Regions from separate parts of the Mus musculus genome. Here region 1 is linked to region 2. The links are chromatin loops, found by intact Hi-C in ENCODE. Cell type or tissue: gastrocnemius. All regions are shown on one strand. Links, peaks and the distances in the headings refer to the core of each region. The heading gives the core; the rest is flanking DNA. Region 1 has its middle 16 kb from the start of Cfhr2. Region 2 has its middle 66 kb from the start of Gm26048.

What was found. Hi-C counts contacts between places; a loop is a spot of excess contacts. Peaks named below come from ENCODE experiments on the same cell type or tissue, not always from the same donor. Only the 100,000 strongest peaks of a DNase experiment are listed, where the experiment ranks them.
Region 1: a loop joins it to region 2, with 3 times the contacts of the local background. A loop is called at or near these places in 9 of 42 quality-filtered maps.

The regions. Positions count from the first base shown.
Region 1 is chr1:139,873,560-139,876,489 of GRCm38, reverse strand. No RefSeq gene overlaps it. Among named protein-coding and RNA genes, the nearest start is that of Cfhr2, 16 kb to the right of the region's middle. In gastrocnemius, for the core only: no CTCF peak of the experiment used is centred there; no DNase peak of the experiment used is centred there.
Region 2 is chr1:140,068,128-140,071,057 of GRCm38, reverse strand. No RefSeq gene overlaps it. Among named protein-coding and RNA genes, the nearest start is that of Gm26048, 66 kb to the right of the region's middle. In gastrocnemius, for the core only: no CTCF peak of the experiment used is centred there; a DNase peak (open chromatin) is centred at 1,382.

The DNA.
Region 1 (2,930 bases), core at 239-2,738, 190 kb after region 2:
TAGTGTCAGTTATTTGATGCACTCCCATGGGACAGACAGATCTCATGTTGGGCCAGAAATTGTTCAGAAATTCCTTCAGTCTCTGATCTATTTTTGTCCCTGCATTTCTTTGAGAACAATTTGGGGTCAAAAAATCTGAAGGTGGGTTGATATTACATCCCTCCACTGGGCGTCCAGTTGAACTATTGGAGGTGTTTTCCTCAGATTCCCTTTTCCAACTGTTGAGGTTATTGCTTATGGTCACCCACATTGAGACCTGGGAGCCTCCCAGATCCTGGGTCTCTGGGACTTTAAGGAGGATCCCCTGATGCCTTGTGCCTGGCAGCTTCAGGGTTCCATTTATTTTCCCGGCCTTCTGAGCTTCTCTTATGTTTTACCCCATACCTGATCCTGCCTCTGCCCCCTTTTCTCTTCCTGTCCCCTCTCTCACCCAGATAACACCCAGCTTCTATCTCCCATGATTATTTTATTTCACATTCTAAGTGGGACTGAAGCATCCTCACTTGGGCCTTCCTTCTTGTTTAACTTCTTAGGATCTGTGGGGTGTATCATGGGTACTCTGTTCATTTGGGCTAATAGCCACTTATCAGTGAGTATATACCATTAATGTCCTTTTGGGTCTAGGTTACCTTAGTCAAGATGATTTTTTTTCTAGTTTCACCAATTTGCTTGAAAATTCATGATATCCTAGTTATGAATAGCTAAATATCATTCCATTGTGTAAATGAACCACATTTTCTGTATCCATTCTTCGGGTAAGGGACATCTGGGTTGTTTTCAGCTTCTGGCTATTATGAATATAGTGGAGCACTTTTCCTTGTGGTATGGTAGAGCATCTTTTGGGTATGTGCACAAGAGTGGTATAACTGGGTCTTCAGGTAAAACGATTTCCAATTTTCTGAGGAACTGCCAGATTGTTTTCCAGAGTTGTTGTATAAATTTACAATCGCACTAACAATGGAGAGGTGTTCCCCTTTCTCCATATCCTGGCCAGCATGTAATGTCACTTGAATGATTTGAGAAGCCATTCTGGTTGGTGTAAGGTAGAATCTCGGGGTTGTTTTGATTTGCATTTCTTTAATGACTAAGGGTGTTGATTTTTTTTAACTTTATTTTTTATAATTGGTCAGTTTTTTCCCTTTCCACTTCTTTCAGCTTTCACAAACTGCACCTCTCACCCAAATCCCCTGCCGTCTGCTTTCCTTTAGAAAATCATAGTCCTCCAAGAGACAATAGCCAAGCATGACAACACAAGATACAATAAGACACGTTAAAAATCCTCTCATATTGAGGCTGGACAAAGCAGCCTAACAGGAGTAAAAGAGTCCCAAGAGCAGGTGAAATAGTCAGATGTACAACTACTCCCACTGTTAGGAATATCACAAAAACACCATGCTAACAGCTATAACATACACAGAAGACCTTGTGCAGATTCATACCTTCCTCTTCTTTGCTGCTTAATTCTCTGTGAGCCCATATGAACTGTGCTTATTTGATTCAGTGGGCTAGTTCTCCTGGTGTCCTCCATGCCCTCTGACTCCCAAAATTCCGTTCACCAGCCATCTTCTGTAGAATTCCCTGATCTCCAAGGGAAGGTACCCAATGAAAATCTCCAATTGAGACTCTCTCTTATGCTCCCATCAGCTGCCAGAAAAAGCCTGCCTGATGACAACTTGACAGGACACCCATTTTAGGTGTCTGAACTATCCAATCTTCAGTTCCTGGCCATCCAGTCAGTGTAGAGCTCATGGTCATTCGAGAGATGATTCATTTGTTGAGTGATAGCTCACTACCAAAGTGATAAGAGAAGCATTTTTAATAAAATGAAATGATACAGTTTGGGTGAATATAATAAAGAAATATGGTGGAAATTTTCAACAAATATTCACCAGATTACTGGAACAATTGCTACTAAGTTGAAATGAATCACTTTACAACTAAAGATATTCATTCATTTATTAAAATGTAAATGTATAAACATAATATTTATGTAAGAATTGAGAAAAGATTTTCCAAATGATTATTTTCAAATGTAAATATATAGTGTAATAGAATATCTCCATATGAGAAAAAACATTTTATTTGTTAGCTTTCTTTATTTCTTACATGTTGCATTCAACATGTGTGAATTTTCAGTGAGTACATGCTAAATTTAGATGTATAAGCACAGAAATTGTCTATTTTACCTCAATTAATTATTATTGTATATGGACTATATATTTACGATGGACATATTTAAATCATTCCTATAAAGAATCATTAGCCTGGTGTGGTGGCACATGCTTTTAATCCCAGCATTTGAGAGGCAGAGGCAAGCGAATTTCTGAGTTCAAGGCCAGCCTGGTCTACATCGTGCTTTCCAGTACAGCAAGGGCTATACAGAGAAACCCTGTCTCATACAACAACAACAACAATAACAACAAAAAACAAATAAAACAAAAACAAAAAAAGAAAAGCATCATATATTGCCTAGTCCAACAATCAAATCTCACTATTCAGATAATTTATATGTGAAAAGATTTTTAGTGTGTTTTTTATTATCATTTCATTTGTTACTTTGTATTTGGATTCTCTGTTTATGGATCTTTTTTTTTTTAATCTTTTTATACAGTCCAGTCCTTATCCCCCAACTTACACCCTCTGACCGTTTTTCATACCTGATCATGTTCCCCTTTTCCCTTCTCCCACTCAGGTCCCTCCCTCTCCCCTCCACCCATGATTGCTTTCCTCTCCCTTCCAGGTGGGACTAAGGCATCCTCAATTGGGCCCTTAGGCTTATTTATATTCTTGTGGTTTGAGGATTGTATCCATACTTTTTTGACTAATATCTACTTATTAGTGAGTACATACCATGCCTGTCCTTTGGGTCTGAGTTACTTCATTCAGGATAATATTTTCTAGTTCCATCCATTTGCCGGCAAAGCTCAGAT
Region 2 (2,930 bases), core at 165-2,664:
TTTTCTCTTGAAATTATACCTAGAAAAGTAAAAATTCTTTGTTTGGTCTAAATTTATAAGATTTGTGTAGCCAATTTACTTGGTTTCTAACTGGTCTTAACGTTAGAAATATGCTTTGCATGTCTTGGTCATACAGTATTAGCTTATAAGTTATTGGGTATGATTAAAAAGGGTTAAAATTGGCAACAAGAAAGTTTGCTTAAAACTAGTATACTGGCTAATTTTGTTTCAACTTGACACAGGCTGGAGTTATCATAGAGAAAGGATCTTCAGTTGTGGAAATGCCTCCATGAGATCCAGCTGTAAGGCATTTTCTCAATTAGTGGTCAAGTGGGGAGGTCTCCTTGTGGGTGGGACCATCTCTGGGCTGGTACTCTTGGGTTCTATAAGAGAGCAGGCTGAGCAAGCCAGGGGAAGCAAGCCAGTAAAGAACATCCCTCCATGGCCTCTGAATCAGCTCCTGTTTCCTGACCTGCTTGAGTTCCAGTCCTGACTTCCTCGGTGATGAACAGCAGTGTGGAAGTGTAAGCTGAATAAACCCTTTCCTCCCCAACTTGCTTCTTGGTCATGATGTTTGTGCAGGAATAGAAACCCTGACTAAGACAATTGGTAACTCAGGGTTGGAGTCATTTTAAACAACAACATGTGGCATGAACCAGCCCAGGAAAACCAGGCCTCTAAAGATACTTCTAAATTGGGATGATATTTTATGTAATTTTTATTCTAGATACTTGCCTTATAAGGGATAAGATTTAAAACAATGTCTCTTTAATAAAGCCCTAAAAGTTGCACTGTCATGCATTCATACATAAGAATTGGCAGCCAAACTTTGGAACATGAAAGTGATGCTTTTGGTATAGATTTTTAAAGAGAATAGATTGTTTAAATTTGAGCTTTGCTTTCCAAAATTTATGGTTATATTCTCTAGTATTGCAAAATAAACTTAAAAATAGGGTTAAATTGCCAGTTTTCCATTGGCTGCAGTTTATAGTTTGATCACAACTCAGGATTCTTAACTCATCCATATACTGTAATTAGGATGATTACAAGGTAATAGAGTTAAAAACAGCTGAGGCCAGTATGGGCCTGCTACCCCCGCCCCCTTACACAAGCTTTATTGAATACAGTGTTAGAAGCAAAGTTTAAATCCCCATGAGTGGAAAGGAGATCTCAGTGGAAATTTATTGGGTATCAAACAGGCCCCTGATGAACATTTTCAGGACTTTGTGGATATGCTACTAAAAACAGCTAGTAGAATTGTTGGAGATTCTCAAGCAGGGGTTCTTTTTGTTCCTTTTGTCTTATGAGAACACTAAAGCAGCTCACTGCTGTCATATGCCCATACAAAGCAAAAGACAGACAGTAGAATTTCTCCCCTGCAATCTGTCCTCACTGCAGGAGGGATATTCTTTGGACCAGGACTCAGGAGTATGCTCAGGTTAAGAAATATTTACATTTGAGTTAATGCAAAGCTCAGAGTAGCCTCAACTAGGCTTGTTTGGCTTTCTTCTGTTTTGCAAACCCTGCATTGGGAATTTTTTTGTGACCTTGCCTCTGCTTGTCTCCTGGGAATTATTTTTAAGCCAAAACAACATCATTATAGATCTATCCAGGTGTTGTTCAAAATAAAGTTTAAACTTAAGATTTATGAAAGGACAAGGAGGCTATGGAACTTCTAAAGGCATTATAGTCTGGTCTGCCTACTCCATATAGAATTATTATGGATTTGGAAGGTTGTTTTTTCCTTTCCATCCTGATAATTGTAAAGGGTGTGATTCTAGTGACCTTGTAATAACTAAAAGGCTTTGCCTCTAGAAATGGCTAATAGCCTTACATTATATATATATATATATATATATATATATATATATATATATATATATATATATATTTGTCTCTGCTACAATACAAGAAGCTAGGAATTTTGAATCTTTCAGTGTATATTTTCTATTATATTGAAAGTATTTTATTAGCTAAGGCCTCTAAAAGGAAACTTTCTACAAACCTTTGCTCTTATACAATGAGTTTAAAGTTTGGTGGAGTAGTTGTTGCTACAGAAAAGATTCAGAGGGGATATCTCTTTCAATATTTGGTGCCTTGGTTGTATCCTAAAAAAATTGTGGCTCAAAAAATTCAAGAAAGAAAAGATGATTGGCTCACTTCAAATTATTTTCAAAAGTTTCCAGGAGATGTTAGTTGTCTAAGACCTCACCTTAATCTTACCACAGGAGAACTTAAGTCTTTGTTGGATGTTATCAAGGGAGATGCAAAGCTAACTGGTGAGAGAGCAGAAAGTAGAGGCAGCTTCTGTAATCAATCCTTAACTGCATATTCTAGTTATTGTTACTCAATGTGCCCACAGCAATTCTTTGGCAAAAGAGAGCATTAATATGGATTCATCTCTCTTCATCTCCAAGAAAAGTTTTAACATCCTATTATGAAGCTGTTATAGTGTTAATAAAGAATTATAGGATAGAATCATGAAGGTATTTTGGAAAGAATGTCTTAAAAGTCTGATGAGGCATCTATTCCTTGTTTCAAGCAGCAATTAAATTGGTTATTGCAGAATACTGATATTTGGCCTACTACATAGAAAAATTTGTAGGCAAAATTGAAAATCATTATCCAAAAATAAGTTGTTAAATTTGGGTCTGCACATGCTTTTGTATTTTGTGTAAATTTATGCATGCATCTTATAAAGAATACAACTATTGTATTTAAAAACTGCCCTTGTATGGAAGAGAGAAAAATCAAGCTTTAATTTGTATAATGATAGCCATGATATATATATATATATATATATATATATATATATATATATATATATATATATATACACATGCATGTGTGTGTGTATAATCTCAGGGTTTACAATTGCTTGAAATTGTTCCTTTTTTTAGAAACTGCTAATTAACAAAATTTGCAATTTT